3 separate regions of the Homo sapiens genome follow, and all the other regions are linked to region 2. The links are chromatin contacts, found by Hi-C or POLR2A ChIA-PET in ENCODE. All regions are on one chromosome and are shown on one strand. Each heading gives the region's core, a stretch centred on a gene start or an enhancer-like site at or near the end of the contact. The rest is flanking DNA. Distances are from core to core; before and after follow the strand shown.

Region 1 (4,517 bases), core at 1,926-4,425, 600 kb after region 2:
TTCATATTTGACAATACTTCCTGTAGGATTTTTACATCAAATAAGTCATATATGTCATTTTTGGACTTTAGGGAACCTAATATCTTAAAGGAATAATTAGGTCAGAAAAAAGACATAATTTATAATTTGATTTTAGAAAGTTTTTCAAATATGAAAGGTTTAAAACGCTTGATATCACAAAATAGGGTCACAGGTCATTGTAAAATAAGTCATTAATTTAACCAAAGTGATAATTTGAAGATTTCAAAAACAAGGTGAAAACTGTTATTCTTTGAGAGAGGAGACTTAATTTTCCAAACAATAATCCCTAATAAAAACAGCATGAGGCCAATTAAATTTGTTTTTCAAACTTTTATAAACAATCTATAAAATTTTAATCATCTTGACCATACAATATAATTTCCATAAGCCTTTTACAACCTTTATAACCTTTATTAAGGAGTGGGTTAATGCTTCAAGAAAACCTTGTTAATATGACATAGGGGCCCATATACTGGTCTTGCATCAGTGTGCCTTTGACATTGGTGGTTAATTTACAGGGAAATTGAACCTATTTTATGTTTCAAAATCGGCCCTTACAATATCACCCATCTCTTCCATGATAGTCCCTGATCCTTACGAGCTGAATATCTTTAATTTCTGGCCTTGTGTCTCACGAACCCAATTTATTTTGATTGGCATCTTCCACTGGATCTAAAGATAAGGCTTTAACTACTGTCAGTGTTAAGATTTAGAAGGACTTGATGTCCTTTTTAGACCCAGGAGTCAAAGCCCTATAACTTACTTAATGGCACAAGGACTTTAAAATCACATACAGAAAGTTACACAGATGCAATAATCTTAATTTTAAGAAAACTTTTTAATCTCAGTTTTTTCTAAGCATACCAAACTTAGTAATAATGACGTGGGAATTATTTTGATAAAGTGTAAGATCTAATTATTAGGCCAGTTACCCAAAGGCAAAATAAAAGACCTTCTGCAGTGCAACTACTGTTCCCTATGGGGAATATTATGTTGGAAGGAAACATTTCCTTTAGACCTCTAAGATAAAACCTTTCTTTTCTTTTTTTTTTGCATCAGGCCACAACAGTTAGAAACTGTAGGAAAAAAAACTTATAGGAATTGAAAATGAGTTAAAGGATAGAGTTTGATTTCAGGTCTTTTAAAAGACGAGAGAAAGCTGAAAACAGCAAGATGCAGTAAAAGTTAAACTTTGCATTAAAAAAATTATAATGTCTTGTAATTTATTAAGAGTAGAGCAATACCTTAAGAAAATGTCATGGTTTGAACCAATTCTTTCATGTATAAGTGTGTTTTTTAATCAAAACTCAATCTCTAGAAAGACCATTATAATTTCCCTCTAATTATAGACAGCTTGGTCACATAAAAGTTTTTCTTTTTTTTAATAGATCCTCTCATTATGACTTACACTGACCATTCATGACTGCTTGGAAGTTCTGGTTTGTCCTGAACATCCCTCATTTTTAAAACAACCAGTTATTTTATTCTAGGACAAAATTTACCATATAAGCTTCTTTCTCATATAAAGTCATTTTTCTTTAAGCTTTCTTACCAAAAATACCTCTTTAATTATATTAATATAACTTTCTTTACATCTGTCTTATTTCCTGGTTTCTTTTTCCTTGTTGTATACATAACCCTTAAAGAAGCTTTGAATTAGACAACAATTATTCACCTTTTAAAAAGGATACACTTTAGAAAGAATGTTTTCTTACAATTTTTTTGAAAATACCCAATTGATGAAATACCTATTATTTAATTTAACTTTAGTTTCTAAATTATGACAAGTTTGTCTACAAATATTTATCCCATTACATTTACCTAATTATTTTAATAGTGTACCTAGATTATTTATGATACCTGCAATAGTCATCATTTTAAGTTATGAAACTATAACTGCAAAATTATAACTGGGACAATGAAAAAGGTCTGACCCAACCTACTCCATTTTGCTTTTAACCTCTAAGCTGCCCTTGTTCATTTCCGGGCATTGGATGAATTAACTTTGGGAGTATCATAGTTTATAGTTTAGTTTTGAAAGAGATGATAACAGTCCCTCACAAAACAAACCCCCTTCCTGCCTGGGGACTTGACTGCCTAAAGCTATAGATTAGAAGTTATGGCTATTTCACTAAATAATTCAATATTTAGCTATTTTCATTGAATCAATATCAACCTCTTATTTATCAAAAATTATGCAAGCAAAGATAATTGTATTTTGGGCTGGGTTTATAGTTTTGTATCCCTTATGCCAAATTTTGACACCTTATAGTATTTGGCAGAGATAAGTATGAAATTGCTTGATCAATAAATGAAAATAAACATGTATGCTGAAAATTCTTAAGCCATTTCTACTGTTCTTTACCAATAATTTTAAAGCTAGATTATTAAAGATTTTACTTAAGTCACATGAACTTAAAAACCATTGGGGTTCATTATTTAATTGATGACTACTCACTAAGCCAATTTGGTACCTTGTGGCCAAAACACAACAAAATACATGTACGTACACATAAACACACACATACATTTTCATACACTAAAGATCCTATAGCTTTTACTTCAGAACTCTAGCCGTGAGATATTAATACAAACTTATTGGTCTGCGAAAACAGTAATGAAAAGGAATGGTTGGAGTCTAACAGTGGATTTTATCTTGGTCAAAAAGTAATAGCAGCTTTAAAGCAGGGAGAAAAAAAAACAGAGAAAAAGAGAACTTAAGAACTCTGTAGTTTGAAGGTCGATCTTAGTGCCCCTTTTCTTTCATGTAAATGTGCACAAAGACCATAATAATTCTATTTTAGACAAACTCTAACAAGTAGAGGTGCCATAAAACCAATGGAGTGCCCCAAAGGGGGTCATTCTCCTTGTTTTATCCTCGTTTTTAGATTATTAATTTCCCACTTTTCTTTTTCTTTTTTTTCTTAAAAGGAGGAACTGAGCTATGGCCTAGGGTTTTTGTGGTGTGTGCTGATTGTGGGTGGGACTCCATAGTGTGTTACCACTGAGTTGTTGCCACCCTCTTTCATGTCTCAGTTTCATTCTCTGGAGGTCTACCACCTCCAGGAGGGCTCAAAGCTCAGTGACCAGCTCCCATATGTGCTTCCTGGATGAGCCCTTTTTTAAACAAGTTTGATGGGGATTCTCCATAGGGCTGCTGCAAATCACAGGTGGTCAACCCTCTCTACACTCCCACGAGGCCCCTGGTCACCCACGGGTGCCTTTCAGCTGGGTGGAGCAAAATGTTCATTCTCTTCGAAGCTAAGAAAACTAAATCTCTCATTTACCTATGAAAACAACAGTTCAGCTTCTCACGCAAATGTGCACATACAAGCCAAACTGACATTAATTCTGGGAGAAAAAGCAATAGAGAAGACCCTTTAGAATGCATCTCCGAATTAAAAGTAGAATCCTTAAACAATAACTTCCTAGGAGAGAAAGAAAGGAAAAAAAAAGCCAAAACCACTTCCTGTAAACCACCTTCAGCCACCCCTAACTTTGGAGTTCTTGCCTACCATTATACACACCAAGGTCAAATCTTCTCACAGTACAAGGTAATCTCTAATAGCCCCAAAGCCAAAGAGGTCAAGTCATGCAATACAGGAGAGCAGAGCTTTAGACCTAAGAAGAATGTGCCCATGACTCTTGGAACTCCACAAAGAAAACAGAACATCCCAAAAGGGGTGAGTGGTGTCTTTGTTCTGAGTTCTCTAAGGAGTTTGAGTCATTAGAAGCCTTCTCTCTAGATTTTTCTTGGTACTGAAGATGACAAAGGGGGAAGGCGGTATGGGGTGGAAGAAAAGTAAACAAAAGAACAATTGTTGTTTTGTTTCCTTTTTTTTTTCAGACAGGAAGCAAACACAGAAACCAAATGCCTAGTTTTGGGTTTTTGTTTTTTGTTTTTTCCTCTTTTACAGCTGTGAGGAATTTTAGCCAATTCAGAGAGGACTTGTTACCCATACTTTGAAATTCTCATTCAGATTTGACCAAGTCATGTAGGGTTGGTCAAATCTGAAAGGAGAAGGACCAGAACAAACAAAAACAACAACAACAAAACCAACAATATGATTACTGAGCACTCTAATGGTAAGGAGAAATTAAGATCAGCTGGTTGTTAATCTTAACTTTAGCCAAGACAAAACCCCAATTCAGCTACTTATGTAGGGTTGGGTCTCAGACTGAAGACTTCTCTCTTCCACTCTGGAAGCAGGAAAAAACTCAAACTCACCTTCCCTGTTGGAAGCAAGCTCAAACTCTAGAAAGGAGTTACCTCCCTTTCATCATCATGGAAGCAGGAAAACTTGCCTCCTTTGCTGGAAGCAAGTAAAACTCCCCCTTCCTCGAACCAAGAAAAAGGAGTTTTACAGCAGAATAAACTTTAGATCTTGATCAAATCTGGGGGGATCAGGGATTCTCTGAAGGCGATGCTTCCAGGCCTCAGCAAATTATTCTATTGGTTTGACCCATAAAGACAGCTCAAACTGGTACTAAGCACC
Region 2 (4,167 bases), core at 1,404-3,903:
AAAGACCTAGATTCACAGATACATATAAGTTCTTTGTGATGAGCTCCCTTTAGGGCACAGCAGCGGAGCATAGATCTGAGCAGGAGAGCAGAGAACTGAGAAGCACTCATTGACTGCTACCGTAGACTCAACTTGGCCACAGCTTCAATGAACCCCAACTAAGAGTAGGGCTTCCTTGGCTGAAACCCTGATGGAGGATCCTAAGCAAAGGCACTAAACAGATTCAAGCAGAAAGACATATCATGGAGGAATAAAAAGGAAACTAGGGAAGTGAAATGTAAATGTTCGCATATTAAGAGGATAATTAAACAATTATTTAATGATTTGGAGATAACATAGTCAATTGGTTCTGAAACACTTGTGGCAAACATCCTTTGTCTCTATGGCATTGTTTTGCCTTTGCTTCAGGGAGCATCCTCTGAGTTTGCAAAGCATGTTCACTTATATTATCTCTGTTGAACTTCAGAACAACTGATTGCGGCAAAAATATTATAACTCTCCCCCTCTCACATAACCATGTCAGAGAAAGGTTTTGTATTTGGAAGTCCCAAAGCATTTTTCTCTTCTTGTTGTTTATGTGCATCATAATCCATTTACTAAAATTATGAAAGAATGGTTTATCTCCAAACTGAATTCCTATCCTCAATAATCCCTGGGCACGCCTCAGTATGAAGGTCAAACACGAAGGATGGCCACTCTCCTCAGAGCTCCCTCTGAATGAATTAAGCAATGCTGACCCACAAGATGTCCATCCTCTCTATGCAATCACACAGATAGGCAACCACCTCTCAGTATGCCAAAATAAGCTGTACTGACCAAAATATTTTCATGAAACCATTTGTTACGGTAAATGAGTTTGGGCATTACTGCCCACGCCCATATGCAATGATTTATCTTCTGCCAAAACAATTTTTATCATCCTGTCCAGACTTTCTAAATGTGGCCCCCCACACACATACTTGTGTGGGGGGTAATGTTGGCAAAATAGTAACCAAGAATGGGGTATAGAAAATCCCTTTTAACCTTTTTGCCACCATAACAAGCTATAGCCTAACACAGATCCTGCAAAAACTCTCTCTTTCTTTTGTTCTTCTAGGGAAAATGAAAGGATTAGGTCAAGAGTTACAGATGTGATCCAGAAGAACCTTTTTTTGTGGCTATTTGTGGCTGTTGGGGCTTTGTTTTGCTTGTTTGTTGATGAGTAGGTGGCAGAAGCCTTTTCAAGAGTGTTTGTCACGTACATTTGGATTCTGAGCAGCTACTGGTCTATTTCCCAAAGGACAAGTGAGCCCACAGAGGTCAGTGGAGAGAGGGAGAGAGTGTGTGTGTGCATGCTCATGAAACGTGGATCAGAATAACAAAAGCAGATGTAGCTGATGGCAGAGGGGCAAGGCTGGAGTTAATAAACCAGCACGCACAGAGGGTTCTGTCAGATGCAGGGAATGCATGACATAATTGTTTCTGCCTCTAATGATCTCAGTGATGTGGGAGACATGAGAATATTAAAACAAGACAGAAAAACGGAAACTCATTTCTAGCAGCTGCCAAACAAAATGGGACGTAAAGCAGGAGAGAGGTATATTGAAATGTTCACAAGGTTCACTTCACCAAAATGAAACTTTACCTCTCACGGATGTCAAATCCTCACCTCTCTCTCATGCAGAAGTCCCCTCCCATTTCCCATCAAACTGTTGCTCCCTGCATTCTTTCTGCATCCTTCCCTGTCACTCTCTTCCCTCGTCACTGTCACTTTGCCTCTCTTGCTTTTTAATCTCTTTCATTTTTCCCCTTCCTTCCTCCCTTCTCCATTATCCTGTCACCACAAACATGCTCTTACAGTTGTTCTCCCCCCTTCCCTCTCTCTCTCTCACACGCGTACACGCACACAAGAACATACACGCACAGACCACACCCCTTCTCATTCATTAGTAATCAACCTGGGAGCCACATCTCCTAATCCCAGCAGTTGAATGGAGCTGTAAAAATGCTCCCTTTGAAAAACACCCAGAAGTGACGCTCCCCGGGCTGCAGGTGGGCGGTGGTGTCGGCGCTGCTGCGATGCTTGCTCCTGCCACGAGGGGGCAGCAGTGCGCGCCGAACGCCGCGCTGCCCGTCGGCGCAGGGAAGGCGGCGCGGACGGCTGCTCACCCGGTGTCACCCGTCACCGCGGCTGACAGCCTGCGTCAGGATTCCGCCCGCGTCCCAGGCGAGCACGGAGGGGCGCAGAGAATAAGCAAACGATTTCTGATGAGTGCGGGCGGGGTGAATTCCGCCTCGGGCTAGTACAGATAGATCTTTTCCAGAAACAAAGGAGTGAGTCAGGCCGCCTGTGAGTCGAGAAGGGAGAGAGGCAGGGCTGGGCGCGACCGCTCGGCCCGGCCGCCTAGCTTCTCCCCGCCCGCCTACCTGCGCCCTCCCTCCTGCCCTGCGGCCCGCGCACCCCCCGCCCACCCGCTCGCGCTGCTGCGGGGCTCCTTCCCCAGGCAGCTGCAGGCGCCGCCCGGTCGGGAGGAAGCTAGAAGGCGGTGTTGCTTGGCCACCTGGGGGCGGGGATGGAGCCGGCCTGCAGAGAGGGAGCGCGGGTGTGTTGGGGGCAGGGTGGGTTTGCAGCCTTTCCTAGGGGTGCGGCTTCCAGCAGTGACGGCAGGGTGAACTCGGCGGCAGGGGGCGGCAACGCTTCTGTCAACCGGCAGCCTCCGCGTGGCTGGGTACTAGAGCTCTGCACATGTTTGTCATAGGTCAGCTCCCCCGACACGCGCGCGCACACGGGGTCCTGGGGTCTTGTTGCGATTCCGCCCCCTTTTACTCCAAAAGAGAGGTAACAGCGTCAACAAGCAGAATAATAAAAAGCGTTTATCGAGTGCTACGCGCAAGGCAGGCTCTGTTTTTACAGTAAATCTATTATTAATTTTAATAAAATGATAGTAAATAATAACAATATGCCCAAATGATGCTGATTGATAACTATCTTATTTCCTTCGTTTTAAGTTGAGAGGATGCAGAAGTATTTTTTTTTCTTTTTCAAGAAGATAGCTAGGTCTGGTTCTCCCTATTTCCAGAGGAGCAAGATGCCTTTATATTTACTCGTGTTGGAAAAACTAGGGTTATAACTACTGTTGGACAGGATTCAGCCTCCGGGCTGTTTTCCCTCCGTGCATTTTTTTTGTTTTCTTTTGAGACGGCGTTTCGCTCTTGTTGCCCAGGCTGGAGTGCAATGGCGCAATCTAGGCTCACTGCAACCTCTGCTTCCCAGGTTCAAGCGATTCTGCTGCCTCAGCCTCCTGAGTAGCTGGTACTACAGGCGTGCGCCACCACGCCCGGGAAATTTTTGTATTTTTAGTAGAGACGGAGTTTCACCATGTTGACCAGGCTAGTCTCGAACTCCTGACCTCAGGTGATCCGCCTGCCTCGGCTTCCCAAAGTGCTGGGATTACAGGTGTGAGTCACCGTGCCCGCTCCGTGCATATTTTTTAAGTGGGAATTTTCATGTAACTGTCCCAATTTACAGCATCCCTTGAACAAGAGAACATCTAGAGACTTGACCTAAATGGTAACCCCATTGGTGGGAGTTGAGGAGCTGTTACTGCCATTAGAAGGGGCAAGTGGCTCTCCAGTTTGCCACAGTACCCACCTTGCCCTAATACGGACTGTTATTACTTGAAGCTGCACCCCTGGGGGAGGGCTACAAGTCAACCCTTTCTTCCCTAACACACACACACACACACACACACACTCACTCTCTCACACAATCTGTCTCTCAATCTCTCCTTTATTTATAAAAGTAAATATTAGACCATAAGTTTCACGAGAGAAGGAATTGTGTCTTATATTTCTTTTGAATCCCTCATAGAAATTCACTGATCTGGACATATTGTAGATACCGCTAAGAACTGCTGAATGGAAATCTGTTGAATAAAATGAGCAATGGAACATTATTTAAACTGTCAGGCTACCACAGATATTGCATCCATTATTTTTAAGGACTATAAAAACATTCATACAAGGCACAACAATTTCTGCTACACGTGCATGCATAAACAGAATTTGATGTTGAAAGCAAAAAAATGTACAACAAAATTAATGTATATGTACTTAATTATAAAAATAAACATTTTTGTTCCTTAGTAATCAGACACAGTAATAGTCTGAGAAATACTAAAGAATGAT
Region 3 (4,528 bases), core at 73-2,572, 540 kb after region 2:
TAGAAGTCACTCCTCTCTTTTCATGTTCTTCCCTCCTATTGCCTCCAACACCATCTGTATTGTACAAGTAGTATCCTATAGATTGAGCTGAAACACACCTTTCTGTTTCTGTGCTGTTCAAGCTATACCAATAAAAACCAATACACATAGATTCCAATATGCTTCACAATCTATCATACATATGCCATTTTACTAAACACACAGAGTAAATGGAAGTATAAGTGGTACTTTTTAGCACTGAGTACAGGGTAACAACAATTTTTGTCCTTTTGTTCCTTGTGTTATGGCTGACACAAGACATAGATAAATTAGTACTTCTCAGAGTGATAAGACACGTTAGGGTCATTTTGGAGAGAATACAACCATGTCAGTTCACTGTACCTCTTTCATTGCTATTAAACACTAAGCCTTTGGAAGCAGAAGGGTTTAGTTTTGTTTTGTTTACTGTTTTGATGTACACTCCTTTCTGATTTAATTGCCCTAGCCTAATCATTCTAATAAGATGTTCCAATGGATAAGAGACTTGTGAAACCAGTAACTTCACTAACACCACAATTGTTATTGTATCCAGTCTTATTACCATTTTCCCTTAAAGTCAACTGATACATAATCAACTCCATAAAATACATGAGAATCTATATATTAACGCTCATTCTTACAAACGTACAGTCTTTTTGTATTATTCACCCAAGGAGCAATTATTGAGCATTTATCATGCACCCCTTCTCTCGTACCAAGCAATATACTCTGCTAGAATACAGAAATGCTGTATATATTTGGTAATACCAAAGCAGTCTCATCAGACCTCTCTCAGGATCTTTTGTTCAGCTCCTTTTCAATTCAGTTGCATCTGAACAGTTCACTAGATGATACCTGAAGAGAAAATAAAAACATAAAATTTATTTGTTTGAATTGTTCTCATAGTTGGGTTTATGTAACATAAAAAGTAATGATCCTAAATAATGTGTATTTTAATACACTATGATGTTGAAAGGCTCGATTCTATGCTGAGACACATAGGACTAGAATATAAAGTGTTTCCGGTAGAAAAATGAAGAGAGAGACAGAACATTGTTTTGCTGCTTTTAAATAAGCCACGCAAATAGCTCAGTCTAAAGGCTGTGTGTGTGTCAGTGTGAGATAATCCTGCCCTCTCCCTTCCTCTCTCCCACTTCTCCAGGGAAATGAGTCACACCTGCTCACTGCCCTTGATATGATGTTTGATATTCTGAATTCCCATCAGCCCTGCACAGCTAGGATGATGTCAGCACAGTTGACATTGTTAGATCCGTGCTCTGCGTACATCAACTCCCTGTCGCTCAGGCGTCAGCTGAATGTGGTGAAGGGGAGGAGGCATCATCATCTTAGCAACCAAGCCCACGTATCCAGGATCCAGAAATGGCATCTGGCACTTTGCTTTGGGGATTTCCAGCACTTCCCAGAATTTCAGCCAGATTAGAACACTTGCTCTGAATTAAAAAGAAATTACTCATCCTCTTCCCATCAGGATGTGTGTGCTTTTACAAAATTTTATATCAAAATGTTTGTCACCAAAGTATGTTTTACTGAAGTCCTCATCCCATTTTTCCTCAATTCCTCTGGGATATCCTTTATTGACTTTTAGAAATAATCTTGCTTCTATTTAAAAACAGAAAAGGTTAAATGAGACCCTTTTGTCATCCTTCCACCTCAAGTCAAAAATATATATAATGTGAACAATCAAGTTGTATGGAAAGTAGATAATTATGCTGATAATAATAATCTTCTAAGATGACTCCAGATAAAGTATGGCAGTATTTCTAGGTCTTGTTTTCAAATTATACCCATTTAACAAAAAATACAATAACACAATGAACTCAGACAGTTGCAATTCACATAGACATTTAATCATCTATTGATTATCTGGGAAAAAGGAAAGAGGGAGAACTTAGGGAAAAAACCTAAAAGGGTATTTGAAAGTGTTAGAGTAGAAGAACTATGGTAGTACCATGCCACCATGCCACAGCTGTCAGAAACCCCAACAATGGAGACTTAATGTCTACTTTTCCAGAGCAGTTTCTCCAAGTTATTGTGGGTATCTTGGCTGCTTCATATAAATGGTCCCAGTTGCTTTACAGCTATCTTATTGCTCCACTTACTTATTCCCAGAAACATTTCTGAGTACAATTCCTGTCTCCATAACACACGGAGTGAGGTGGGAGATTTAGGTATGTGCTGTGGTCAGAATATGTCCTCCAAAATTCTTGTGTTGGAAGTTTAATTTCCAATGCAACAGTGTTGGGAAGTTGGCCTTTTGGGAGGTGTTTAGGTGGTGAGGGCTTCTCCATCATGAATAGATTAAAGCCCTTATAAAAGAGACTTCAGAAGGTGTTCAGCTAACTTGCTTTCTTGCCCTTTTGCTTTCTGCCATGGGAGGACACAGCAAGAAGACCCTCACCAGACACTAAATTTTGGTGCCTTGATCTTGAACTTATCAGGCTCCAGACCTGTGAGAAAATAATTTTCTGTTCTACATAAATTACACAGTCTCAGGTATTCTGTTATAACAGCACAAAACAGACTAACACAGTAAGTAACCAGACAATGACAGTACTGGGTAATAAGTACTTCCATAAGAAATAAACCTAGGGTGCTGAGAGCAGGGAGAACCAGAGCCCAACTCAGCCTGGAGTTCAGACATGAGAAGTTCTCAGGGATGGCTTCCTTGAGGGAGTCTTCATAATTCTTCTCTCAATTATAATGCAAATGCTTTTTATAAATCCTGACACTTTGTCCATCAAACACTACTAAAAATTTTAATAAGCAGCTCTACTCAGTCTAGGCAGTTTATTTCTTTCCTGACATGCCTAAGGTACCCTGAACATCCACATCCCATAAAATGAGAAACAGATATTTCATTTGGCTTCTCGTAACAGTGAAAATGAGAAGAGTTCAGAGAGCTCTCTCTTTCAATCTCAAGATCGGAATGGGTGAGGGCTGGTGGCTATATACAACACTTTGTGGTCCCCCTTCCCCCAGTGAGTTACTTTCCATGCTGTACTGTAACTGCTTATTTGTTTGTCCTTCACCTTCAAGAAACCAAGCTTTTTGAAAGTATAATTCTTTATCTTATTTACCCCACAGTATTTCCCAGCTACCCCCAGTCAGACCTAGATCCTAGAACAGAGTAAACGTTCATTAGATTGTTCTGTTGAATAAATATTTTATGCTTTTGCATTTCTTCCAGATTTTAATCCTAACTTTGCCCCTACACTTTGGAGCAGCATTTCCAAGCTTTTTTTCATATATTAGCCATATGGAAAATGAAAGTATTTGTAAGGCACCCTTGGGTAAATGGGAGAGGCTGCTCCAGGCTGCAAGCTGTAAACCCCAGGCCCTGCCTGATCCCCTCAGAGCCCACCTTCCATACTACACTCATACGTTCCACAAAACATAGAGGATCTGTAGAAGGACATATCTGAAACTCATTCAGTACTCATCACTTGAGAAGCTCTTCTGGTTTAGATAAATTAAAAGGTGAGAATGAAACAGGTTAACTTTCTTCCACTTAGCTTTTTGTAACCTAGCTCTCCTTCCCAATATTTTGCAGTGTTTTTACTATTAACTTTCAGTTTTTAAAATATCTTTTTTGGAACCCTTGTGCATTGCTGCTGGGAATGTAAAATAGAGTAGCCCCTGTGGAAAACAGCATGGCAGTTCCTTAAAAAATTAAACATAGAATTATCATGTGATCCAACAATTCTACTACTAGATATACACCCAAAAGAAACAAGAGTAGAGACTTGAGCAAATATTTGTACACCCATGTTCTTAGCAGTATTATTCACAACAGCCAAAAGGTGGAAGCAACCCAAATGTCTATTGATGAATAAATAGATAAATAAAATGTAGCAAATACATACAGTGGAATAGTATTCAGCCTTAACAAAAAGAAGTTTTGATACATGCTACAATATCAATAAAACTTGAAGAAATTATGCTAAATGAAATAAGCCAGTCACCAAGGGACAAATTTTGTATTTTTCTGTTTACATGAGATGCCTAGTTAAATAGTGGTTTCCAGGGGCTGGAGGGAATGGGCAATGAGGAAGTTATTGTGTAGTAGTATGAGAAGTTTCAGTTCAGGAAGATGTAAGAATTCTGAAGATGGATAGTGGTGATGGCAGCAGAACAATGTAAATGTACTTAATGTCACATCTGCACATATAAAAATGGTTAAAATGATAAATTTTATGTTATATATTTGTTACCACAATAAAAGAAGCATATCTTTTAAGTGGCATTACTAAAACATTTAAAATGATAATGATTATTACTGTATCTATTTGTGGAATGATTAATGGAATGCTCGGATGCACTGTTATATGACCAGACATCATGGAAAGATACTTTGTTTCTCATCTTGCAAAGCAGAGATTTGTCAATAAATGTTCATTAGTCCCACCCCCAACCCCAGCTCATCATTACCACCACCAGTGTCTGTTGTCCAGATGGCTCTCTGACATTTCACACATTATGCAATTCTCAA

Evidence for each region. A loop is a pair of places that touch in the nucleus more often than their neighbours do. ChIA-PET counts read pairs that join two places held with the same protein, here RNA polymerase II (POLR2A). Pooled maps may share reads with other maps.
Region 1: a pooled map shows a loop between it and region 2 (7-fold over the local background). The contact joins two enhancer-like sites. A Hi-C loop is called at or near these places in 2 of 37 single-sample maps with no recorded cell type and 6 of 50 pooled maps.
Region 3: a loop to region 2 is called in a map of endothelial cell of umbilical vein, with 9 times the contacts of the local background. The contact joins two enhancer-like sites. A Hi-C loop is called at or near these places in 7 of 168 maps with a recorded cell type or tissue (GM12878, PC-3, PC-9 and 4 more), 1 of 37 single-sample maps with no recorded cell type and 3 of 50 pooled maps. POLR2A ChIA-PET finds 5 or more read pairs at or near these places in 1 of 52 experiments (SK-N-SH).

The regions. Positions count from the first base shown.
Region 1 is chr3:115,185,774-115,190,290 of GRCh38, reverse strand. No RefSeq gene overlaps it. Among named protein-coding and RNA genes, the nearest start is that of ZBTB20, 41 kb to the right of the region's middle. RefSeq lists an enhancer at 3,140-3,329. Within about 2 kb of position 3,175, at least 2 of the 41 ENCODE cell types and tissues checked have a DNase peak (open chromatin) inside an H3K27ac peak, as active enhancers do.
Region 2 is chr3:115,782,582-115,786,748 of GRCh38, reverse strand. No RefSeq gene overlaps it. Among named protein-coding and RNA genes, the nearest start is that of SNORD155, 120 kb to the left of the region's middle. RefSeq lists enhancers at 1,495-2,173, 2,205-2,705 and a silencer at 2,415-2,464. Within about 2 kb of position 2,653, at least 38 of the 41 ENCODE cell types and tissues checked have a DNase peak (open chromatin) inside an H3K27ac peak, as active enhancers do; they include PC-3, PC-9 and endothelial cell of umbilical vein, where a contact is called at or near this core.
Region 3 is chr3:115,236,650-115,241,177 of GRCh38, reverse strand. No RefSeq gene overlaps it. Among named protein-coding and RNA genes, the nearest start is that of ZBTB20, 92 kb to the right of the region's middle. RefSeq lists an enhancer at 691-1,890. Within about 2 kb of position 1,322, at least 12 of the 41 ENCODE cell types and tissues checked have a DNase peak (open chromatin) inside an H3K27ac peak, as active enhancers do; they include PC-3, PC-9 and endothelial cell of umbilical vein, where a contact is called at or near this core.